Regions from separate parts of the Mus musculus genome. Here region 2 is linked to region 1. The links are chromatin loops, found by intact Hi-C in ENCODE. Cell type or tissue: left cerebral cortex. All regions are shown on one strand. Links, peaks and the distances in the headings refer to the core of each region. The heading gives the core; the rest is flanking DNA.

Evidence for each region. Hi-C counts contacts between places; a loop is a spot of excess contacts. Peaks named below come from ENCODE experiments on the same cell type or tissue, not always from the same donor. Only the 100,000 strongest peaks of a DNase experiment are listed, where the experiment ranks them.
Region 2: a loop joins it to region 1, with 4 times the contacts of the local background. A loop is called at or near these places in 2 of 42 quality-filtered maps.

Annotation. Positions count from the first base shown.
Region 1 is chr14:93,069,847-93,075,556 of GRCm38, reverse strand. All of the region lies in intron 4 of Pcdh9 (protocadherin 9), which reads left to right. Among named protein-coding and RNA genes, the nearest start is that of Gm23509, 65 kb to the left of the region's middle. In left cerebral cortex, for the core only: no CTCF peak of the experiment used is centred there; a DNase peak (open chromatin) is centred at 2,959; H3K27ac peaks cover 554 bases.
Region 2 is chr14:93,881,246-93,886,955 of GRCm38, reverse strand. It overlaps Pcdh9 (protocadherin 9), which reads left to right. Exons shown (of 5, transcript NM_001081377.3): 2 at 1-1,259. Among named protein-coding and RNA genes, the nearest start is that of Pcdh9, 6.6 kb to the left of the region's middle. In left cerebral cortex, for the core only: a CTCF peak has its summit at 2,242 (motif pointing right); DNase peaks (open chromatin) are centred at 734, 1,041 and 2,284; H3K4me3 peaks cover 4,000 bases; H3K27ac peaks cover 2,173 bases.

The DNA.
Region 1 (5,710 bases), core at 689-4,688:
GTTATGTTAAAAATCTGACTTGAGTAAAAAGCGGTACAGACACCCTGCCTCAATACTGCCCTGTGCTGTTTTCTTTTCAACACTCATCCATACACTGTGGGAAGTTGTCAAAGTTGATGTATGTACTGTCTACCTCCCCCCAGCAATGAGCCTCCCTTAAATTCTGCTTTTTAAGTATGCTCTTGAAGTTCAGGTATTAATATTTTTATTTTCAACCGTTCCTGCCTTCAAGGTTTTATAACACTATCGATTTCAGTACCCAGCAAATCATTATGTTTTTTAAGGTCCTCACACTTTCTACCAGTATGTAAGTGCTGCTGCTGGAAAAAAAATGTATTTAAGGAAACTGTGCTTAGATATCACACACACACACACACACATATACACATATTCACAGGCACACACGCATGCACACACACACACACACACACACACACAAATCAAAAGAAAGAAAAGGATTTCATTGAATCTTGGATCGATAATATTTGACCTTATCTAGCATTCATTGATTGGCTCTTCAAATCTGTAAAATGGAGGATTACACCACTGGTTACAGAGGCTGTTTTACAGCCTGTATGTACATTTGTATTGATCATGGCTGTATTAGGTCATGGATATCGTTTAACAGATAGGTCAGAATAGAAGAATTGTTCACTTAGTTTTCCTCAGAGCTGTGATCCATCTGTTGGTTGCCAGATGTTTGTGACAACGGATGTCTTATTTTAGAATTGTGAACTCTACTGAGCTCTTTTTCGCAACTGTTTGTACCATATATTCCAGAGGACCAGAGACTAAAATCTTTGTTTTCTAAACTAAATATTTATATTTCCTCAGAACTAATATGTGAAGTTTTAACGATCAGCATGGCTATAAATGGAACGATTCCCTCTAAAAAAAAAGAATTAATATTAAACCAGGTCCTGAGGGAGGTACAACAGTTAAAAGATAGCAGAATATCACTGGCTCTCTGTCTCTGCCAGTGGAGAGAAAGATGTTTCTGGGAGCACACAGGGAGACAGTGGCTCTCAGTAAGGCATGAAGACATTGTCAGGATGAAGCTCCACTTTCACCTCAGAACTCCTAGATTCCAGTACATCCGCAGTAGGCATGTGCTATTTAAGCACTCGGGCTGGGTCTGTGTGTTAGCACTATAAAATTCATTCCTTTGGGGTTTACAAAAGGTCAAAAGCACTCCAGACAAACATCAAGATGACTTACACGCAGACACAGATGAGCTATTTATCTGATATTACAGTTAAGAAGTTCTCTGGCAATTGTCACGTTGTATAGAGATAAGTATAATGTAAGAGGGAAGATATAAATGCAATATATGAAAGGAATGTATGATGCAAAATGCAGCTTGTAGTTTGAGTTTGAAGAAGGGTAACCTGTAAAACACGCACGCTGAGAAGGTATGGCTTAGAGTGTTGTGCTGTGGTTAGTTTGTATTGTTATAACCTCATCTATATACATTAGCCTCTTCAAATTTCAAGTTTCCCTGTAAAATATCAGGAAATAATACTTAACAGTTTTTATACTGAGATTTAAGCAAAGCCATCTGAACTACATGGGCTCAGCTAGAGCATAATTGTTTACTACATAGTGTTCGTGAATCTGACGTTCTCTTGCCATTTCATTATTTCATAAATAGTTACCTGATTAAAGAAAAAAAACTATATTTTTCTTCGAAAAAAATTAAATATCTCACTTTTTACTTCACTGATTACCTGCATTAAATAGATCATGAATAAGTAATTAATGATAAATACAGAAGTAACTTGATGGCTAGTGGTATTGTTCGCCATGGAGCAATCCTTCCTCAAAAAGCTCACCCAAGTTCCTTTACAGAATTAACTACCATCACCAGCCCATTATCTTCTAAATCTCTTTAAATGAACTTACTCAAAATACTCAGAGCCTGCTGGGCATATATATCAACTCTGACTCAAGTTGTCAAAGCGAATAATTCTGACACCGAAATGAGGAGGTTGGAGAGAGGATGTGGTGAAAGCATAGATGAGAGATATTAGCATAGGGTCAGCACTGTTCAAGTTCCTGACAATGCATCGGTGCTGACAACACTGTTGCTAATTTCCATTATTATTAATATCAGAACGGCTGCCCTGTGGGTTACATGGGCTACCATCTTGGATCTATCCAGCTGTCTCATTATCTTTGTAACAATGCACAAGGGGCCAGGTTAGCAATGCTGCTCTGCAAGAAGAACAACACCTTTTTTGATTCAGAGAACTTTCTGAATCTCCTGAATATTGTAAACATTCTTAAAGGTGCCAGGATTAAAGGGCAGCTAGTGGAGAGCTTTGCAGAAAAGAGTGACATGATCTGAAAAGTACTTGAAGACTCATTTCGATGGAGCTGGTAAGATGCAATAGGAAGCAGGAAAGGTCTAGCCTGCAGAGGTTCTTTAGTTCAGACAGGAAGAGATAAGAGTGTGCAAAATATAGAAAGACGCAGGACATATAATATTCCTTAATTAGATTTTTTTTCCTGCCTTTTATCTTCTTCAGAAGTTAAAAGGCACTGTAGCTATAGTTAGTAGTCAGGAGCAGCGATGGTCTTGCTGCAATGCTTCAAACCACTTAAGGTGTTCAACTGCCATGAGCTCCTCTTCCGTAGCATGCCCAGTGTCTGTGTCTCTCTGTTATTTGCCCTGACATCTTTGGTTTGTCTAATAGATAAATCTTAATACCACTCACTAAGTAGAGATAGGGGTTGCACCAGGAATAGGGGACTACCATCAGGCGACACTATCCCTGATGGCTCCAGAAACTTCTATTCTCATCAGTGATGCTGATGATGCTAGCACATTGAACCAACAGCACAATGGAACATTAAGGGGGCTGCCAGCACTGTAGGAAGTCCGGCTGTGCAAAGAGCTCTCCAAATGCCGACTGATGTACCAAAGCTATGCTGTATTTTCTGAGTCTCTTAAAGCATGACTCTATAGTCAGATGCTAAGTAGGAGGAAAAGTCCTCTCACTCCCATACATTGCACATAGCCATTTGTGCTTAGCAGAGCGGATATGTAGCAACAGCAGTCTGTCATCACCAACACAATGAAATCTGAGACAGGAGAACAAAGTTAAAATGGAAGCTTCTACCGAAGTCATCCTTTCCCTAAATTAATCAAAGGCATAGCTTTGTGAACTTAATTCTGTAATTGTTACCGCCCAGAAAAGAAAGGACTTCCCTATGAAAGCATGGCAGGTATGAATAAAAAGCGTCCCCAATGGAGGTGCTGCTGCTCTGAGGGGAAAGAGTTCCCGCACGGGAAACCATAGCAGGACTGAAGGGGAATGCTCTCCCTGTGGAAGTGTCATCAGGGGAAAGGCGTTCAGGCAGTCAAGAGAAAAAATAAAAATGCACTGCACTACAACCTCACACAACACATTCATTGGTAGAAACACCGAGAGGGTGACTACCTCTACTTGGGCGCACAGCAGTAGTGAGGTGAGCAGTTTTGTAAAACTGGACAAAGGCAGACTTTATAATGGGTTTCTTGCACACGTGGGTGAGCCAGTACATAGCATTCCAGGGTGGACAGGCATTGGTGGAATTATTGAGGCCTGATCTTGAGGCAAGTTAGGAGATTGCTGGAATTCTTTTTCTTGACCCTGGTCTCGGGCTTGGACCTTTTACTGTATACAGGAATTGGTGGAATTTCAAGCTCAGGAGAAAGTGGTGTGTGTGTGTGTGTGTGTGTGTGTGTGTGTGTGTGTTCAAGGATTGGGGGTTTGTGTAAATTTTCAAACCTGGAAGAGAACTTGAATATTTTCCGCTACAAATTATATAACATATGTTCATTTTGAGATCCTCTTAAAAGCCAGCATCCTCTCCTACTGCAACCTGCCTGCTGACTGCTATCTAATAACTTACTTTTTCTTTCTTTCTTTTTCTTTCTTTCTTTCTTTCTTTCTTTCTTTCTTTCTTTCTTTCTTTCTTTCTTTCTTTCTTTCCTTTCTTTCTTTCCTTCCTTCCTTCCTTCCTTCCTTCCTTCCTTCCTTCCTTCCTCCTTTCTTTCTTTCGTTCTTTCATTCTTTCGTTCTTTCGTTCTTTCGTTCTTTCGTTCTTTCTCTCTCTCTCTCTTTCTTTCTTTTAATCTTATTCATATAGGCATACTAGAGTCTTTGCTTTTCAGAATTGTGTCATTTGGGCATTCTGAGCAAAATGTATGTTGTTAGATTAGGTAGGAGGCAAGATTATAGATGGTTTTGTTGAGATGTTTTTGTCATCTAAATTGGGGATTCAATTTATATCTAAGTCGTGTGTGTGTGTGTGTGTGTGTGTGTGTGTGTGTGTGTGTGTGTGTGTGTGTGTGTGTGTGCATCTCAAATCCCTGTCTGAACCTCCTGCTGAAGAAGAGGTAAGGAAGTCTATAAACAGAAATGTGAGCACCAGAGAAAGAGGAGGAGGAGATGGAGGAGAAAGAAGAGGAGAAGAAGGAGGAGGAGGAGAGGAAAGAGGAGGAGCACAGATGAAAGGAAAGGAAATGTAATTGTTGACACGGTATACATCATGGCCTTGAAGAACAATGACAACCCAAGGGGGAGGTGCTGATGCCAGAGTTAGGCATTTGGATAGTAATCAGTAGAGAAGTTTATAACCAAAAGCATGGTGATATCTCAGTGTGTTCGCACTATGGAGATGAAACAGTGGGTTAAGGCAAATGTCACCTTTGCTGTTGAAGTTTATTTCTTTGGGTTTTTGTTTTGACATGGGATAGCTATTGAACATTCTGTACTGGAAGGAGTCTATAGAAATAGAATTTACTGTGGTGTAAAGTTTGGGATGAAGTGGAGAATCCTTGCTCACAAAAAGAAACAAACAACATTATGGTGAACAAGAAAATATCAGGAGTATGATAGATTCAGAGTGAAAGGAAACTGGGTAACATCTAGGGAAGAAACAGGAAATGTTGTCTTTTTCTGAAGAAAAGGGAAAGAAGTTGATATAAAGGTGAAATATTAACAAATAAGCAAAAAGAAAAACAAAATAAGAAAACAACTAAACACAAAAAGCAGGCCGTCAGGATTCTCAGTTAAATATCAGGTGAGTTGTTTGCCTCCACTACAGCTCCACTACAAGGTGGTGAGACCTGGACCAAAGCCCAGGGAAAGCTACCATATTGAAATGTCCCATGAGTCAGTAAGCAATGATTAAAGACATTGCTAAAGAGCATCCAGGTCAAGTTGGGGTCAAACAGCACCGATTAGAAAAGAATCTGTGGAACAATGTTTTCTGAGTGACTCAGGAAGAGCTGGCAGCTCAGGAGAGAGGAAAGGAAAGGAGATGGGGAGAATGTTTTGAGAATTAGCAACGTGGTCATGGCAGGAAGCCCACTATTGTCTCTGTGTCCTGACAAAATGCCCCCGAACTGTCCTGCCAGAGGTGAAAGGCTGGGCAGGAGGCAAATGGAGCCAGAGATGGGTTAGTAGCAAGGAAATAGGAAGTGACTGAGATACTACATGTTGCAGTTGTGTTGAAGAATATGTTTAGTGAACACAGGTAAAAAGAAATGATGAATCGAGTTGTTGGGTCATTTTGGAAGCAAGATTTAGGGGAGTGGTTCAATTCAGAGAGATTGATTTCTTTTTTTCTTATTCTGACACTTGTTTTGATTTCTAATTTGTAGTTTGTTCAATAGCTGAAGGCTTGTACCATATCTCCATCTTAAGTACACTAAACGATA
Region 2 (5,710 bases), core at 586-4,585, 810 kb before region 1:
TAATCACAGTGACAGACGAAGACGCTGGAGAGAATAAAGCTGTGACTCTTTCCATTCTAAATGACAATGAAAATTTTGTGTTGGATCCCTATTCAGGAGTCATAAAGTCCAATGTCTCCTTTGATAGAGAGCAGCAGAGTTCCTACACGTTTGACGTCAAAGCCACCGACGGGGGACAGCCACCACGGTCCTCTACTGCAAAAGTAACTATCAATGTCATGGATGTCAATGACAATAGTCCAGTTGTCATTTCTCCACCATCCAACACCTCCTTTAAGTTGGTGCCCCTCTCAGCCATTCCTGGTTCTGTGGTTGCTGAAGTGTTTGCGGTGGATATTGACACCGGAATGAATGCAGAACTCAAGTATACCATAGTGAGCGGGAACAACAAGGGATTATTTCGGATTGATCCAGTAACAGGCAATATCACCTTAGAAGAGAAGCCAGCACCTACTGATGTGGGCCTGCACCGTCTTGTGGTCAACATAAGTGACCTGGGGTACCCTAAGGCTTTGCACACTCTCGTGCTGGTATTTCTTTATGTGAACGACACTGCTGGAAACACCTCATATATATATGACTTGATCCGTAGGACTATGGAGACCCCACTGGACCGGAACATAGGAGATAGTGGTCAACCTTATCAGAACGAGGACTATCTCACCATCATGATTGCCATCGTTGCTGGGGCCATGGTGGTCATTGTTGTGATCTTTGTCACGGTGCTGGTGCGCTGTCGCCATGCGTCCAGGTTCAAGGCCGCTCAGAGGAGCAAACAAGGGGCTGAATGGATGTCCCCAAACCAGGAGAATAAACAAAATAAGAAAAAGAAACGGAAGAAAAGAAAGTCGCCCAAGAGTTCTCTTTTGAACTTTGTTACTATTGAAGAGTCCAAACCCGATGATGCCGTTCATGAACCCATCAATGGGACCATAAGCCTGCCTGCCGAGCTGGAGGAACAGGGTATAGGAAGATTTGACTGGGGCCCAGCCCCTCCAACCACCTTCAAGCCTAACAGCCCTGACCTGGCCAAGCACTACAAGTCGGCCTCTCCTCAGCCCGCTTTTCATCTCAAACCTGACACTCCAGTTTCTGTGAAAAAGCACCACGTCATTCAAGAGCTCCCGTTGGACAACACCTTTGTTGGGGGCTGCGACACCCTTTCCAAACGCTCCTCCACTAGTTCAGATCACTTCAGTGCCTCAGAGTGCAGCTCCCAAGGAGGCTTCAAGACAAAGGGCCCCTTACACACCAGACAGGTAAACGAGCACTTTTACTGGTCTATAAGTACTGCCTACAAGTGCCCAGTCAACCAGTATTAACGTGCCAGTGTGTGTATTGTTTTGGTCTAACTTTAGCTTAGTTATGAAGAGGGAAAAAAAAAAAACTTGACCCCTTTTTAAAATTCCTCTGGGGCTCAGTCAAGAATTTTTAGAACAGCTTTGAAATTTCTGAGTTCTGAGAATTATTTAACCTCCCAGTTTCCTTCAAGTGGCAAAAGATGAAAAGAGGAAATTATTCCAAAATGTCCCGAGATCATGTTTGCTCAAGAAGAAAACCCATCCTGATTTGCCCAATTCTGCTCCTGGGGCTTCCAAATTACCGACTTCCAAGATTTTCACATTACCTTTTGATCTAAAAAGTCACCTTCAAGTATCAAGTTTAAATGACATTTGAAGGTCTGACACCTCTTATGCTGGAGCTGTGGTCACTAAAGGGGTTAAGGTTTTTTTATTATTATTTTTTTAACACGGTAAAAAAAGAGAGAGTAGGCTCTTAAGTGTACATCAGCTGTGAAGCACATGATTATTGATTGATTGCATCTAAGCCATATAGAAAGTCTACTCCTTGATTTCAAGTTATTTTATTGTAATATAGTATGCTGGATCTTTCTTAGAACGATTTTCAGTGTCCATAATGGTCATATATGAAAAGAAAAGAAGAAAAATAAAAAGGGAATGCTTTCTCTCTAATATTACTAATTTATTCAGAAAAGAAGGATTCCATTGTAAATACTTTCTCATCTTAGTAATGCATAAGTGGTCTGTCATAACTCATTTTAAACTGTGAAAGATGCCATATGAAGAGGGATTAAGAGGCTGAGAAACTCATATTTCAACCAAATCCAGAATTAGTTTTTCTTAGGTCTAATAATTCCATGTTAATAAAGATTTAAATGCAGTCCTGTCTAATTTATTTCTTTGGTGCTTGTCTGTTGCCACAAAATTTGAATGTCGATAATAGCCTGTAGATGGCACTAGGGTATCATGTCCCCTGTGCTGGCCAGGTGCCAATCCTGCAGTAGCGAGGAGGATGGGGGAGGGAAGGATCAAGCTGGTAGTACAGCCAAAGATACCTTTTATTTAATGATAGTTCCTCTGGAGCCACTAGCATTTAAGTTCATTTGTTTGCTCTTTAGTGAGTTGCTCTCAGCACATCAAGTTTCTAGGATTTTGGAAGCCACTCTCTGTTATTAGGAGTCCATCTCTGTTGGTGGCCCATACACCACCTTGCTAACCAATTAAAAACATGAATATAAAAAAACAAAAACAAAAAACAAACAAGTAAAGCAAAATTAACACAATTGTCTTGGTGAGTCTCTGGGAAATCAAAAAGGTTTTTTGTTGTTGTTTTGTTTTGTTTTGTGAACTTGTGATAGAGTAGTGCATCTTACGGAAACTGTTTCCCCTTGTAAATCCTGTAGCTGCTCTGTAATGACTTTGAGGCTTCATGACTATAAGGTGTAAAAATGATTTTTATCAGTCAATCACACAGGTACGCTAAGAATATTAAGTATAATTTTTATTATTATGAATGTAAGATCACCATTTGTACACAGAGCAATTAAGTACACAGAGCACTGTTGCAGAACATCTGAGTAAACCTGAGATACACAACCTGAAAGAACCTAACAGTTTTGAAGTCCTAGAGAAATCTTTCATTTGGAAGTGGAAGTCAGAAGGACAGCTCAGTTTCAGGCTAATCTTATCATCATTTGAGAAGAGAGTGGTTTTAAGACTTGGAAATTGTCCAAGCATAAACAAGATTTTTTTTAAAAGTTGTTTAATAGTTTATTATGGCAAGAAAAATAACCGATAAAACTAAGTGGACTTAGTGAGGAAGTTTCTGTATCAATGAAGAATGATGTGGTGTGGTTTTATATCATTCCTTGAAAAGAACTAGTATAAATGGAAGTGCTTTCTGTGAGATATAAAATCGGTTTCCCAAGGAGAGTTACTTGTCTACCTTCCCATATGATCAACCCTTTCACCTCAGTGTATGGGAATTGCCAGCAAGGTCTAAGCCAAAATCTTTTAATTTTTTTTCCATAGTTATTGAACTTAAATATGGCACAAGGACACAAATGCTAGTCAGATGTGTTTCAGCAGAGTTTTTGAAAGCATCTTCTGACGAAGCTTGGTTTATCATAAAGACATTTGTTTATATATGACATAGTCTTGCTGTCAGTATGCTGAGTAACTCACAAACTGAAACTATTGTATGTTTCAGACACACCTTTTGATCATGAAGCATTTTGTAGCTTTCTTGTACACATTCTAAGGTTGAAAGGTACCTGTAACTAACTCCCATGGAAAATAGCTATTGAAAAGGTAATCTTTATGTCTTTCAGAGACTTTCATAACAAAAAAAAAACCCTAAAAATATAGTAGTCACTTTGGAGGAAATAAATCTTGGAAACCATCAGAGAGGTGATGGCAGTGGACAGACGCATAGACACACTGTTGGGGTGACACGGCGTTTTCTAAAAATGAAAGACAAATTATAAATAGCTTCCTAAAATTGTATTCACTGAACTCTATGATAACTCTGGAAGACGTTTCTGTTAAACAAGAACAAATAGGTGGATTGTTTTTTTTCTTGTTTAACTCCTCAGTTTCAATAGTAACCCTATTTTTATTACAGGAGATTCAACTCCTGTAGTTTACAACACTGAAAATGTAAATTTTATTACAAATTTTAATCACACAGATGTACTATCTAATACATGATATGTGAAGATTTTTTTTTTTTAGTAAAGTGGGCATGACTGCCTTAAATGGACTCCTTTAGCAGTTGTGGTGTTTGTTGAGGTGTGTAAAGTGGAAGAATCTTGAATAAAAGGTTACCAAATTTAAATACCACTACTTTGTAAGCCCTGTCTTTAACAGGACTTCTTTTGATTTCATGCTACTAGTTGAAGGGTGGAAAAGTGCAAGACCTTTGAGAAAAAGGTTATTTAAGTAGCACTACTTTATATTGTCTTTATGAAAATGCACCCACCATCTTGTTCCTACATCCTGAGCTGGTCAGTAGAGTAGTGACTCCTAATTTATCTGACACTTTCTCTTTCCCTGTGTGTTTGCATGTAATGCATGAGATAATTGTAAATTAGATCCCTGTATTGACTCTATCTTACTAAGCTGTTTTAAATTTCACTGTAACATTCCTATCCTTTATTCTGCCACCAAATTTTTAGAAAAGAAATGAATAGTGTCCTCTATATAGTTTTAAGCAAAGGATCATGTAAGGATCAAAGCAAACTTCCCTGCTGTAGACTGAAATTATGTCAACACTCTAAATTCCAACTGGTTGCTTCACAATCGAGTTGTTTCTGGTTTTTCCTGAAAGAAGAGAGAAAGCTATCCTGAATATAACAAAGTTTAAGATTATACATTTTCAAAGGCAGTATGTCTGAAAATCAATAGAGTCTCTCTTAAAACAGAGTTCAGTATTTATCTAGACTAGTTCTGGTACACTGCTACTGGGTCAGACCTAGAAAATACCTAGCTAACAATTTCTATGTGAGGATGCCTTCTGCTCATTGAAGGACCATTCTTTGAGATTCAGCATTAATGAATTAGAACAAGGCATGCCCTCCTTTTCTTTTCACAGTATCATATCCAACAGACCTGTTTTTGCACATCTCCGCTTTGCCCACTTATTGACAGCTGTTTTATTGTAGCTGGAGGCTTTACAGTAAGCTGTTTATTGCTGTTTCCCAACTTGGTTGACAGCGTTTGGGGAATTAATTTTCTTGATCCCATGTGGTTTGTTTTCTCCAGTGGGAGGGTGGGGGAATAAATGAAAATGTTAACATAAAGAACAGTGATCTATTTACATTTGACAAGTTCTTTAAGTAATCAAACAATCTATAAAGGTTCCACCAGAGTTTGGTTTTGAGTAAACAGCCATATTTAATTTTCTAAATGAAATGCTCATTTCAGAGCTTAAACATCCTGACATGAACGTTTTATGCTTTAAAGTATTTGCTCAGATGCACATTTATGTATAGATTGAAGAATTTATACATTGGAAATGTGTAGACAAGCTGTACTCAAGCGGATGTGTGTGCTTTTACCGTCGCAAAGGGAATTGCTTCAGTTCCTGATCACTTAGAGATGCTATATTACATTTGTGATTACTTTTCATTTTTGAGTAATCCACCACAATCGGTACTGCAATGTTATTATGACATGTGGAACACATAAGGCAGCAACACAGTGATCTTTAGAGCTGTCAGAAAGACAAAACTGCAACTGAGAGTGAAGTGGGGGAAAGGCAGTCTAACGTGCGGCCTGCAAGAACTTAAGCATGTTTTCATCGACTGAATTTTTGATGCACAAGCAGGCATGATTGTGCATGGCACATCATGGAAAAATTTACCCCTACCTCAAAATCAAGCAATTTTGAAAGCTGTGAATTTGAATGT